Linked DNA regions of Homo sapiens: region 1 is linked to region 2. A link is a contact called in ENCODE Hi-C data. All regions are on one chromosome and are shown on one strand. The core of a region is the stretch at or near the end of the contact, and the rest is flanking DNA. Distances in the headings are between cores, read along the strand shown.

Region 1 (6,862 bases), core at 1,933-4,432, 480 kb before region 2:
TTGATTCAGAAATCTGGCTATGAGTGTGCAATAATTTGTCTGGATTGTTTTATTTCACAGCCAGGCTGTCCTTGAAATGCTTAATGCATAAAGAGGGAGAGCTGCTATTTGTTTTAGTAGCCCACAGTCGAGGAAAGAAAGTGGGATTGAAAAAAGGCACATGTCTTTCTTGCCAAAGACCTGGATGGCCTAGCTTGGTTTCTCCCAGGTTGCCCCCAGTTTTGGCCTGATAACCTCAGTCATATAAAAGTTGATAGGCATTGACTAATACCGAGAGATACAAAGTAGCTATAGAGTATAACTAAGGAAAGGTTGTTATTATAACTAAGTCCAGTTACTATGTATAACTAGACTATACATAATAGACTAGTTAGAGAACTGAAGCATGTAAATAGGGTGCCATGAGGAATAGTACCAATATTTTAATCAAGCATGTAATTAATCAGCAACTATTGATTGCATCAATCCATTATTTTTTCAAAAATGTGAATTGAGTGTCTTCAGCACCATGCCAGGTGCTGGGAATACATCAGTGAATTAGACACTAGCCTGTCCTCAAGGAGGTCACAGTCCAATTGGAGAATCTTAGAAGTAAATCAACAATCACAGTACACAAAGACAAGGGCCAAGATGGAAAGTCCAGGCAGCTGGAGGAGTATGAAGAAGGGTTCCTAACTCAGTTGTGGGGGAGAAGAATGACAGAGTCAGAGAATACTTCCCAGGCCAGACAATATCTACTGAGTACTGAAGGGCAGACGATAACCAGATGGTAGCTAAGCACCAGGTATCAATTAGGTTCACGACCTACTCTGGTGCAAAGAACTAACTGGAAGCAGAAGATGAACACAGGATGTGTGGTTTAGTGCTGTTGGGATTCAGAATTGAGCAAGAGTCAGAATTTCCAGAGGATTTGATGTGGGTCCAAGAAGATTGAAAAGGTTCATCCAGGTAGGCAGAAGAGAAGAAGGCCCTCTATGAAGGAAACAAATTTACAGGAATGAGAAATGGGATGCTTAGAGGTCAATAAATGTTCATTGAAGAGTACATGGTTCTGTAGGAAAAACAAAGTCATCTATGACACGCTTCTACCCCCAAGAGCAAGAGTCAATAAACTTTTCCATAACGTGTCAGATAGTAAACATTTTAGCTTTATGGATCATACAGAATTAGTCCACAGGCTATGGTTTGCCAACCTCTGCTCTACAGGCTCACACTCTTATTGGGAACACAAAATAGAGATACAAAAAATGTCTAAAGCCAAATGATCTTGCCCGGAGTCTTGGAAGATTAGTCTAGTAACAAGGCCTGGGTCAGGTTGTGGAGAGCTTTGTACGTCAAACTCAGTGTTTGGAAGTCAGCTGGTAAGCAGTGAGGCACCATTGATGGCTTTCAGCAAAGGACTGTTTTTTGGAAGATCAATTTTGCAACAAGATGCAGAATGGATGAAAGCATAGAGAGCCTGGAGGCAGGGAAACTTGTAAGAACTCTGAAGTGGTACTCAAAGCATCAAGTGAGAACTCAGATTCTGCAGGTAGTCGGGGAATGGAATGGGAAGTACAGGGTGAGAGATATGTCATAGTTTGATGACCGGATATGAGGTCTGAAGGAAGGAAGGAAACAAAGATTCTTTGGGTGGCTAAATGGTGGTGCTGAATGAACAGATACAAACATTTGGGAAAGGAACATTGTATGAAGGGACAATTCATTTATCTCAATGTATGTTACTTTAGAATTGATAGTGGTACACCCACATGAAACTGTTCATCTAAAATACTAGGAGAGCTCATCAGTGTGGCCAGTACTGCAAACTAGAATTGTGGGCCATGCATGAAAAATCAATAGCAACAAAAGTAAGAAGGTTAGTAACAATGGACACTCATGGACAGCCGTTATCCTGCCAGGTATCGATTTAGACATATTACAATGGATTATCTCCTTTAGTCACCCCTACAGTACTCTGAGGCATATATTATTATCCTTATCTTACAGATATGGAGATTGAGCCTTAGAGAGGTAAAGTGATTTGCCCAAAGTCACACAGTTAATAAGGTGTCACACCACAACTAGAAGTCATGTGTGTCTGCCTTGGAAGGCTGAGCTCACAACATCAAACCTCAGCCTCTTGGTTCAGGGGATTTCCTTCCTGCGTGCAGTTTTCTTTCCTCTCCACTAGCCTGTTGAACTCAGAGCCTGTGTTCACTCTTGGTTTCCCAATGCATATGGAAAAATACCCTCTTTCTTCACTAAATTAACCAAAACCCCCCATGGTGCTACTCACACACCTACTCATCCTTTGCAGGTCTGACTTCTCTCCTGGAGGCTCCCTCACTCTCTTCTGCCAGAAATGAGACCCGGGGAAAAACAGCGGTATCATCTATATCCCTGCTGTACGTGAGGTCACTGAATTCCCCTGATCAGTCCCTCTCTCACAGCTTAGCATCTAGACTTCACGGTCATGGCCTCTTCCCCTCACCTTGTCTGGCAGCAGGGCCGGTTCACACCTTGCATGTGTTCCTTCATGTTTTAGCTCCCAGAGGTAGATGGCAAAATAACCACAACCCTTCTTCTTCCTGCAACCATGCCCTTGAAACATGACCCTGAAGCCCCTTTCATCAAGAGGTAGAGTCTGTTTCCCTTCACTTTGGGTCCAGGCTCGCCTTGTGACCTGCTTTGACCATTAAAATATGATGGAGTCATATTTTGCCCATTCCAAGCCTAGGCTTTAAGATTTCTTACACACATTCACTCTCTTTCGAGACCCCTATGTCTGCCTGGGCTAGCCTGCTGTGGGAAAAGAAGCTATTCGGAGCAGAGAGGCATAGCTCATTGTCCCAGCCAAAGCCTGAGACATGAGAGAGCCCAGCCAAGATGAACACAACCACCCATCCACCCAACACACCAACACCACTGACTGTGGGTGCCTGACAGAGCAAGCTGTGCCCAGACTAAATTGATGACTTACAGAATCTTGAGCTAAACAAATGGTTGTTCATCTTTTTTAAACTACTAAGTTTAGAGATTTCATAGCGGTATCTAATACACTACCCTTTTCTCACTAAGATATCAACAATATCTACATTTGAGTAGCAATCAGCTAACTGCATTTTATTCTAGAACTTCCTGTACTGCACATATTGGAGGACTCAGTCACCGACTTGCCTGTGGTTGCTATGAGTCGCCTACAGAACTGAAAATGGGAAGCAGAACTAGGCTGGTTGTACTCCTAACCACAAGGACACTCTCCTCCTCAAATGAAAAGGCTCTAATTAAAAGGCAGGAAAGATCAGGTATCTCTGGAGTTCACTTTTAAAATTGTCAAAAAAAACCTCAAAGTCGCTTTGCTTCTGACTATCCATACATTGGAAGACTAATTAACTATGACAAGCTGACCAGTGGAGACCATTTTCATAAGGATGACACGATGATGGATGGGTGCATGCTGTTACAATGTCATTGCTAAAAAAGACGTGATGAGTCCAAGTTCCAATTACTAAGATTCATATACAATACAGAGGTCTTTTTCAAGCCACAGAACCCCATTGCAACAGGCTGACGTGTCGTCTTTTCTGTATTTAAGAGACACATTCATGGGCCGGTGACATACTGAGCTATGCATGCTAGGCCTTCTCTGCATCTGGCAGCTGGAACGAGACACAACTAAGTCTTGTTGCTTCAGGGCTTTGGGTACCAAATGAGGCATTAGCACAATAGAAACACCCAACCCAGAGCAATGTTTTCCCATCTTCAGACTTGGAGGCCAAGAGGCAATAGCAAGGACATTATGTAGATATTTATACAACCATTTAAAACATAACCACTCAAAAATGTCAAAACCATTCTTAGCTTACTGGCTGTAAAAAGTAGGCAGCTGGCTGGATTGGGCCCACGGGCTATAGTTTGCCAACCCTTGCCTTAAATAAACAAACTTGTTAGATTTCTCACTAGTGTTATATTTCTGCAGCTAAAGTTCTCTTAGTTACAGAAAATTTCTCTTAGGTACAGAAAATCTGGTCACAAGAAGTTTGAAAAATAAATTAACATAAAATTATATACAGTCACATATTACTAAGATATGTAACGTATTATATTAGTATATGTTATTATAATATACAATTTTATATTATAATAACATATGATATATATTAATATATTACTTGTATTAAATTAATATATGGATATAATAATATATTAATATATAAATATGCTAATATATTTTATATCAATATAAAATATACTATAGTAATCAATTATATACAGTAATATATTAATTATTATTTGTTTCAGCTAAAGTCACAAACTGTTTTCTTTCCTTCACACAAAAGCTAAAGCTCCCTTATATGGTTCCGGATGTTTCCACTAACTCACGGCTTACCTAAATCTCTCAGTTTTGTAAAACAAAAAATACTCCCTTGTTTTACAAAACGGGGAGATTTGTCTAAAAAAAGCAGCAAACAAACACTGATTTCATTATTGGAGGTGGATGGAAGGAAGAATTTTGCAGTCTCCTATTTTTGTCATCTGTTGATCTAAATGTCTTTTCTGTAAGAAAGTTGAATACTCTGTGACACTAACATTTCGAATTTAAAATTTTTACTTGGGAATACATTCACATGATTCAAGAATCAAATCCATATAAAGAAATATCTTCTAAGAAATCCTGCTTTTCCTCCATTGCCATCCACCCTGTAGATAATCCGGTATGTGTTTCCAGGGCAGTTCCTGTTTGCCCCCTTTTATTTTCCAAAGGTAGCCTATTGTGCATGCTGTGTTGTACTTCCCTCTTTTTTCGTTTAACTTAGGATCTGTCCTGGAAATCTTTCCATATCAGTACATAGAGATGTGGGGATGGATCTAAGAGAATTGAAATTAAGCAGATTTATGTTATAAGCAGTTTATTGAGATATTTTAACTCTATAGGGGTACAGAATTGAAATAATGTTGTTTTCTAAACTGTCTCTAATTCTGCTGAATCCAATCCCTTTTTTGCACTGGGTAGTGGCTCCCTCAACATTTCAACCTGACTCCAAAACTTGACAATTACTTCTGTTTATTAAAACAGTCATTTTCAGTTTTTAAGAGTGGTTTAAACACTTATTCCACACACTGTCCCACGGGCCGGATTTAAGTCTCTTGAGGCTTGGCATGGAGCAGTCGTTGGGTGGCAGGGGTGGGGTGTCTGTACTCACACTCTCCCCCTTTCCCTTCAGTGTTGGGGTAAGAACGGGGACAGGGAGGGAGGACTTTCTCCTTCTGTTGTTGCTATGGAGAAGCTGAGGCCCTCCTTTGGGGCCAGTCACTAGCTGCTCATCTGGCTCACTGCCTGTGGGCTTCACAGAGACAGGTGGTGGTGGCTCTATCTCTTATAGGCAGTGGTGGTATGTATGATTAAGGATAAAATGATGTTATAAGTAGCAGAAAATCCAAACAATCATGGCTTAAGTAAGAAAGAGGTAATGAGAAGTCTGGGGCTATTACGATGGCTTCACAATGTTGTCATTGACTTAAGCTCGTTCTGGCTTGTTGCTCTGTCATCCTAGGGTAGCGCTCTCATCCTCATTCTCACAAAATAGCTGCCAGAGCTCCAGCTATCTCATCCAAGTTACAAGAAATAAGGAAATAAGGAAGAGCGAAAAGAGCTAAAGGAGGAAAGAATATTGTCCATCACAGGAAAACAAACCTTCTGAGATATCCCCAGCAGGCCTCCCCTCATTGACCTATTTTACTTGAACAACCTGAGCTGCAACTAGGCAATGCGATTTTTAGCCAGGCATTTTAGCCAGCAACGTTTTCTCCAATAGAATTGGACTTCTCTTCATAAAGTAGAAGGTGAGAGTGGCTGTTCAGTACCTAACACACCACCTTTGCCATATGGTTCCTTGCAAGATTCAGCCACATTTTCCAGTGAACCACCAGCACGTGACCTCACAGTACGCTGCTGGCCGTGCCTCTTGCAAAATTGTAACCATCAAGTTCATCCACCCTCTACCACCCCCACCTCCAGAATCTACTGGTGTGTGTGGTGTGTGCAGGATCTACCTTCAGTCCTCCTCGGACACCAGAAACCGCAGAGCATGCCCTTGTCCCTTGTCTGCCTGGCCATCCTGCTATTCCAGCCCTCTCTCGCCTGCCTCTTCCTCCAAGTGCCCCCTACAGTGCCAGGCACCCTACCCTTCTGGAGGTCGGCAGTTTGCAAACAACTTAATGAAGGGGGATAATTGGGGCAGCCCAATCTTTATGAGGGGCCCATTCAGGAATCACTCTCCTCTCAGCAGCACTGCACTTCCCCATCAAGACACCTGCCTTCAACCCAAGTTCTCATAGATTACCAGAGGGCTGGATAGTAGTACTGTGACTATAACCAGTCACATTCGAGGGTGGTTTCCTGAACTTAGTTTGTCATCAATTTAGAGCCTTTTATTCTGAGTCTTAGGCTTTAGATGAAACTCTGGAGTGACCAGAAAATTCCCCTTGTCTCCCAAACATGCCCTATTATACTTTGTGTGGACTTTTTCACACCCATCTGCTCCCCACAAAAGATGCTCCCTCACCTCCCTGATGGTGCAGTTCTAGGGTTAATGGACTATTCTGACCTTCAAGCCCCATTATTTTTTTCACAAGTATTTATAACTACAGATGCATCAGCCATAAATGTACATCCCAACCACCTCAAATCAGAGGGAAGCTGTGTGGCAAAGCTCAAGTCCAGTTAATGGGTTTGAAACAGTTGTTGGGCTTCGAGCCTCATTGCTTCTATCCTTTTAAAAAGCTTTAGGGTAGTAAGTCATACCAGAGGAGATGCTGTAATCCATGTCACAGATAAAATGCCTAGTTTATTTTTTCTTATGTTCTGAACTTTATTTAA
Region 2 (6,547 bases), core at 3,527-6,026:
GCCTGGCCAACATGGTGAAACCCTATCTCCACTAAAAATACAAAAATTAGCCAAGCATGTTGGTGCATGCCTATAGTCCCAGCTACTCGGGAGGTTGAGGCAGGAGAATGGCTTGAACCCAAGAGGCGAAGGTTGCAGTGAGCTAAGATTGTGCCACCGCACTCCAGCCTGGGCAACAGAGCGAGACTCTGCCTCAAAAAATAAATAAAGTAAAATAAAGTAATACATACGTACACAGTATAAAATATTATCTAATATTATAAGGTACATAGCCAAAAACAGCAGATTCCTGTCTGGCTCCTCCTCACCCCTGAGTTTCATTCTCCGAAAGAAGGTCCTTCAACTCTTTTAGCTATTTCTTCTGGTAATTACTTCTATATTTGTAAATCATGCACTTATACTGCTATTTACAGAGTTTTTCAATTTTAGACATTGCCAAAATTCCTTATTCAATCTATCAAGGTATTTATTCACCTACGCCACTTCCCAAGATCTCCCTCCCAAATTTAATGGAGGTTACTTCAATTTTATTGCACAGCTATACTGTTGAGATGCCAAGGCTATACAGACTATATGTTACATGTGTACACACACTTACACATACACATATATGTACATATTCATATATAGTCCTGTCATCCTGTCTCCACATGAGCTCATATTTTGGTTAATAAGAAATAAGAGGGCCAGGCACGGTGGCTCACGTCTATAATCCCAGCACTTTGGGAGGCCAAGGCAAGTGGATCACCTGAGGTCAGGAGTTCGAGACCAGCCTGACCAACATGGAGGAACCCCATCTCTACTTAAAATACAAAATTAGCCAGGCGTGGTGGTGCTTGCCTGTAATCCTAGCTACTCGGGAGGCTGAGGCAGGAGAATCCCTTGAACCCGGGAGGCAGAGGTTGCGGTGAGCTGAGATCACGCCATTGCACTCCAGCCTAGGCAACAAGAGCAAAACTCCATCAAAAAAAAAAAAAAAAGAAAGAAAGAGAGAGAGAGAGAAAGAAAGAAAGAAGGGAGGCAGGGAGGGAGGGAGGGAGGGAGGGAGGGAGGGAGGAAGGAAGGAAGGAAGGAAGGAAGGAAAGAAAGGAAAGAAAGAAAGAAAGAAAGAAAAAGAAAAGCCCATTTCACATCCAACCACTTCACAAAATGTAACAAGGAAAAAAGTGAAAGCATGGGCTGTAAATCAGAAATCCTGAATTCAGGTCTCAGTCCACAATATACAGGAGCAAAGAGTATGCCCATAAAAGTCCCTTATTATTGGCCGAACACAGTGGCTCACGCCTGTAATCCCAGCACTTTGGGAGGCCGAGGTGGGTGGGTCACCTGAGGTCAGGAGTTTGAGACCACCCTGGCCAACATGGCGAAACCCCATCTCTACTAAAAATACAAAAAAAATTAGCTGAGCATGGTGGTGGGCACCTGTAATCCCAGCTACTCAGGAGGCTGAGGTAGGAGAATCGCTGGAACTGGGAGGCAGAGGTTGCAGTGAGCCGAGATCACACCATTGCACTCCAGCCTGGGCAACAAGAGTGAAACTCCGTCTCAAAAAAGTCCCTTATTATCTCTGAACCTCATCTGCTTTCCTCCTGTGTAATCTAAACACAATGGCATCTACTACAAAATGGTTAAATCACAAGGCACAAACATGGTACATGAAAGCACTCTGTGAAACATAAAGCACTACAGAACTGTTCACTTCTGTTATTGTTTTCATTAAGAGATCCCTATAAATGAAGTTCCTGGAGTTTCTTGTCACTCTTGAGCACTGTTCCCCTACCTGGGCTAAGAACCAAGGGTTGGAAGTTGCTAAAAATAAGGATGAAGTAGATCTAAATTGTGTTTCAATGGCAGAATCTGATCCAGATCTTCACTGGGCCTACGTATCACCCTAGAAGACAGATGTACACAGAATAAAGATCAAGTGTCTAAACAGATTAAATAAAGCAATTTTGCTTTATATTTGCATGGAGAAAGGAGGTTCCTTATTAAATTTTCTTTATGAAAGTAATACAAGAGGCCAGGCATGGTGGCTCACACCTGTAATCCCAGAATTTTGGGAGACCAAGGCAGGCGGATTGCTTGAGTCCAGGAGCTCAAGGGCAGCCTGGGCAACGTGGCAAAACCCTGTCTGTATGAAAATACAAAAAATTAACAGAGTGTGATGGCATGAACCTGTGGTCCCAGCTACTCAGGAGGCTAAGGTGGGAGGACTGCCTGAGCCCAGGAGATCAAGGCTGCAGTGAGCCGAGATCATGCCACTGAACTCTAGCCTGGGCCAGAGAGAGAGAGAGACCCTAACTTTAAAAAAAAAAAAATATATATATAATTTCACTCCTCAGAGGCAATTCTTGTTTTTTCTCATTTTACCTCCATATCTCTACATAATATATTTGTACATCTGCTTCTTGTTTGCAGTCATTATCTATCAAGTTCCTATTAAAGAAAGAACTTAGCAGAGAAAGTATTTTGAACCAATCTTGGGAGGCAGAGTACAGAACTGTCCAGCAATGCATCACTCTGACTATGTAAAAATAAAACACTCCTTTTATTTCTAGTCTTCAAGTCCTCCATTAAAAGTCCTACACAATGTCTTTATATGAGAGCCAAGAAAAAAGGTAGCTGGGCAGTTGGACCTAAATTTTTAGACCACTCTCAATCACTCTCTGAATCCACTTCAGTGATGTCCAGTTTCTCTGCCCCTTTCCAGCCACCCTACACAGTTTAATCCTGTTCCTTGTCCTACAGGACAAATGATAAATAGGACCCCAAACTTAATTTATTTCAAGACAGGCATGGACATAATTCTTATGAGCTCTGCGGAAAGGGATTAACTGGAACTAAAAAGATATCAACCTTTAATTATGCGAAAAGTTACCTAAAGCCAACAAGTATACTGTATTAAAGAGTAAATTTATGGACTAAATATCCTGCTCAATTTCGGTCCAAAGAAGACCTTTGAAGTTCTCCAAACGTGGACTTCAGCTGTGGTTCACTACATGTGGACAGCTTCGGGGACAGCATCCTGCCTAGTGCCAGGTGTACAAGTGAACTTGAGGTCAGGCAGGTGACCCTGACAAGCAGGCATAATACATTAAGGAGAGGAAATCTTCCCTCTCATTAATCAACAGGATAAAGGTAATTAAGCAGGAATTATTTTTCAATGACCTATATAATTTCATCAGGGCTGCTATGACTATTAGCAGGGAGCAGCTGACTTCCTAATGAGATGAATTTGATAGCACAGCCCTTCCAGAGAAGCCAAGGGAGCAAGCCCAATCTATAGGGAAGCAACAATTGTTAGGCATTGTTTACTCCTCCTCCTGAAAGCTGTCTCTCCTTCTCAACATTTGGCTCTTTCCCTTCAGGGGGGTTTCCCTGTCCCTGGATAGCTGGGGCTGCAGCATCTGCTGAATAGTGGAAGCTAGATCTGCTGTGAATGGGTGGGTCCAGGAGGCTGGGACACTAATTCACTAGACCTGCTCATGTGATTCCCAAAGTCCCAAGCCAACAAGGCTACCGCCGCCTGCACCAACACCTCGCTCTGACCAGGCCTGAAATAAGACACCAAGGTAGTTCTTCCCACTCCCTAGCAGAAGCGGAGTTAACAAGGGACCTTTGTTGAGCCAGAGGAAACACAAACACATACACACTATCAATAATAACCACGACTTGAACGCAGTTTCATCACAGAATTTACGAAATTGAGCAACAGCTACCTAACCAGTAAGTCCTTACACCAGGAAAGGGCTGCAAACCTCAGAGGGGCACCGCCTCTGTCTCCTGTGTAAGCAAGTTGATTTACAGGGGAAACCTGAACTCCACATCTCTTTGCCTTTTCCTGTGCCTCCCAGAGGACCCTGGGACCAAGGAATGGGATGGAGGGCCCTAATGACATATTCCTTCGTCAAAACAAGCTGGCTCTCTCTCTCCCAGGGTCAGTCACCGCGTTACGCCCCGTCCCGGAGCCCGAAACCCTAGAAGTCACCTCCTCCCCCCTGCGCCCCCGCCCGACGCAGCGACCTCGTTTGGAACATCCCCAGCCGGCCCCCAGCCCAATGCCTGCTCCCTCAGCCCAATGCCCGCACCCCCTGCCCAGTTGGCGGATGCAGAGAAGGGACATTTCGACTCTCCCTCCTCCTTCAACCCTCTAAAATAAAAGAATCCCTCAAGCGCAAATCTCCGGCCAGCACAGCACCTACCTGTCCCCGGCCGTGGCTCCTCCTCCCCGAGCAGTGGGGCTCGCTGGACAAGTGTCCTCAGATAGTCCAGAAAGTTTGCTCTGCGGTCCCGGGGACGCCTGCGCGGGACCCAGTGAGGAAAGCCGGGCTGGCTCCTCGCACCTCGGGCGGCCGCCGCTCGAAAGTCTTGGCCCAGGTCCTCCAGGCCCGGCTCAAACTCAGGAGTGCCCGGGAAGAATGTAGGTCGTGAGAAGGTCGGAGCGCAACTTTTCGAAGGTGCGTCAGCCGCGGGCTGAGGCGCGTGGGTCACTGCCTCCCCCCAGCCTCTCCCTAGTGAGCGCGGGGGGGGCGGGGGCGGGGGCGGGGGCCGGGGCGGGGCAGGGGCGGGGGTGGGGCCCAACCTGCCTGGAGGCCTCGGGGAGCGCGCCCCGGCCCCGCCCCCGCCGCCGCCGGCCCCGCCTCTGCCGCTGGGACACGCCGCCGCCAGGTGCGCCGGGGACTTAGGCAGTGCCGCGCCGCACGGCCCGCGCCGGTTTCCAAGGTGAAGGAGGAGGAGCCTCTGAGGGAAAGTTTCCACAGAAACTTGAGCTGGGCGCAGTGTAGCACTCGCGCCCTTGGGGGCTAGCGTTTGGCCGGAGCTACACACTCTTTACTCACGCACGCACACCGCCGTACACAGCACAATCGTTCACCGTCCCGCCAAAGGCTCGTCTCTCGGGTTCTGCCTAGTGGAAGGAGTCGGACAACGCCGCACGTCACGGGCGTTTCGGATTTCTTGCTTCCCAAAGGTTTGACGGCGGCCACCGGCGCCCCGGCCCAGCTCTGCTTTCCTTTGCTGACTCCTTCCTTTAGGTGTGAATTTTAAAATGCTGATACCGCCCCAAGAGAGCTGAGTCAAGTGAGGCAAACGTTCGCCTGTTGTTCTCCTGACAGACTCCCTGCAGTGGGCAGGGGAAATGTGGCCTTGGCCGACATTAATGAAGTGCCAGGATGGAGGGAGGGGGCCTGCTGATTTGTTCTGTTTTACTTTTTAAGGGTAACTAGAGCGTTACTGGAGTCGTCTGTGGGTTTGGGGAGTATGTGGCGCGTGTGTGTGTCACACATTTCACTGGCAACTCCCGCCAACCCCTTCCCAAGAAATGAAGGCTCTAATGTGGGCAGTTCTGCAACAAAGGTGAAACTTCCCCAAATCACGATTCCCCGCAAGATGAGAGAGCAGGTGCAGCATCCATTTTCCCACTATCACGCTTGAGATGGTGGCTTTGGGCACTGCCGGGTGCCCCGACATCCTTCCCAGAGCCCAGCCTTCCCACCCAGGCCCGGCCCTGCGCGGCCGCCTGCCTTTGCATCAGAGACCGCGGCTGTGCCATTGCCAAGGTGGGCAGCGCCGCCTCGCTTCCCCATTCCTCCGTCTCCCACGCCTCTTGCGTGTTTGAGTCGCGAAGTGATGGACTTTAAATCTCAGAGGAGGAATGAGAAACTTGGTTAGTGGCTCTCTTGGCATGTTCGTAGCCCTGTGGTTGAAGTGGCTGAAACCTGCGTTGAGCCTCAGTCCAAGCAGCTGGGGCCACACCAGTTTGCAAAAGCGGATGTGGCAGTTTCCACCGCAGCAGCAGCCTGCTGGCGCCTCATCAGATTCTCCTTTGGAGGAAGTATCTTCTTCCCTTCATTCTCGGTGAATGGCATCCAGAGATAACCAAAATCAGGTGTATCTAGTTTCAAGTTCTGTCTTGCAACCGTGATAATTGGAGGATGCAAACTTTACACTTTCTTCTCTAGCTGTCTACCACCACTGCTGCGCTTGTGGATGACTGCAGGAACACCGGGTACTTGCCACAAGTATCTCTCCAGATTCATCAGCCTTTCACCTGTGACAAGCTCAGTCAAGAAGTGGCTCCTAAGTAAAAGCTGGGGAAGAACAAGGAAGATAGAGCTCAGAGTAGAAAGCTGTGAAGTTCTGCACAACAGGTCCCCTTGGCCTGCTCTAACAGTTGGAAGGTGGGGGAAGCATTCATTTACTCAACAAATATATACTGAGTGCCTTTTGCATGCTAGGCACGCTTCTAGGGGTTGAGGACACAGCAGAGAGCACAAACAACAATTCCAGCCCTCGTGGAGCTTACCTCTTCCACGTGGGAAAGACAGATGGTAAATGTATAAGGACAATATATGGACTGCTGTATGATTAGAAATGCTATGGAGAGGCTAGGAGTGCTGTCTCATGCCTGTAATCCCGCAGTTTGGGAGGCCAAAGGAGGAGGATCACTTGAGGCCAGAAGTTGGAGACCCAACCTGGGCAACATAGTAAGACCCCCTATCTACAAAAAGTTTAAAAATTAGCCAGGCATGGTGGCGTGCACCTGTAG

The links. A loop is a pair of places that touch in the nucleus more often than their neighbours do. Pooled maps may share reads with other maps.
Region 1: a pooled map shows a loop between it and region 2 (9-fold over the local background). The contact joins the enhancer-like site here to the promoter of FHIP1A-DT in region 2. A Hi-C loop is called at or near these places in 5 of 37 single-sample maps with no recorded cell type and 7 of 50 pooled maps.

Annotation. Positions count from the first base shown.
Region 1 is chr4:151,884,016-151,890,877 of GRCh38, reverse strand. The region is part of intron 2 of LOC127898557 (a long non-coding RNA gene); the gene reads right to left. It overlaps LOC102724700 (a long non-coding RNA gene), which reads left to right. Exons shown (of 5, transcript NR_188364.1): 4 at 2,300-2,387; 5 at 3,115-3,932. Among named protein-coding and RNA genes, the nearest start is that of LINC03074, 69 kb to the left of the region's middle. Within about 2 kb of position 3,182, at least 2 of the 41 ENCODE cell types and tissues checked have a DNase peak (open chromatin) inside an H3K27ac peak, as active enhancers do.
Region 2 is chr4:151,407,121-151,413,667 of GRCh38, reverse strand. It overlaps FHIP1A-DT (FHIP1A divergent transcript), which reads left to right and starts at 4,776. Exons shown (of 3, transcript NR_183963.1): 1 at 4,776-6,485. FHIP1A (FHF complex subunit HOOK interacting protein 1A) reads right to left here and starts at 4,492. Exons shown (of 14, transcript NM_001109977.3): 1 at 4,203-4,492. RefSeq lists silencers at 4,533-4,702, 4,823-5,295 and enhancers at 4,522-5,221, 5,222-5,921, 5,753-6,062.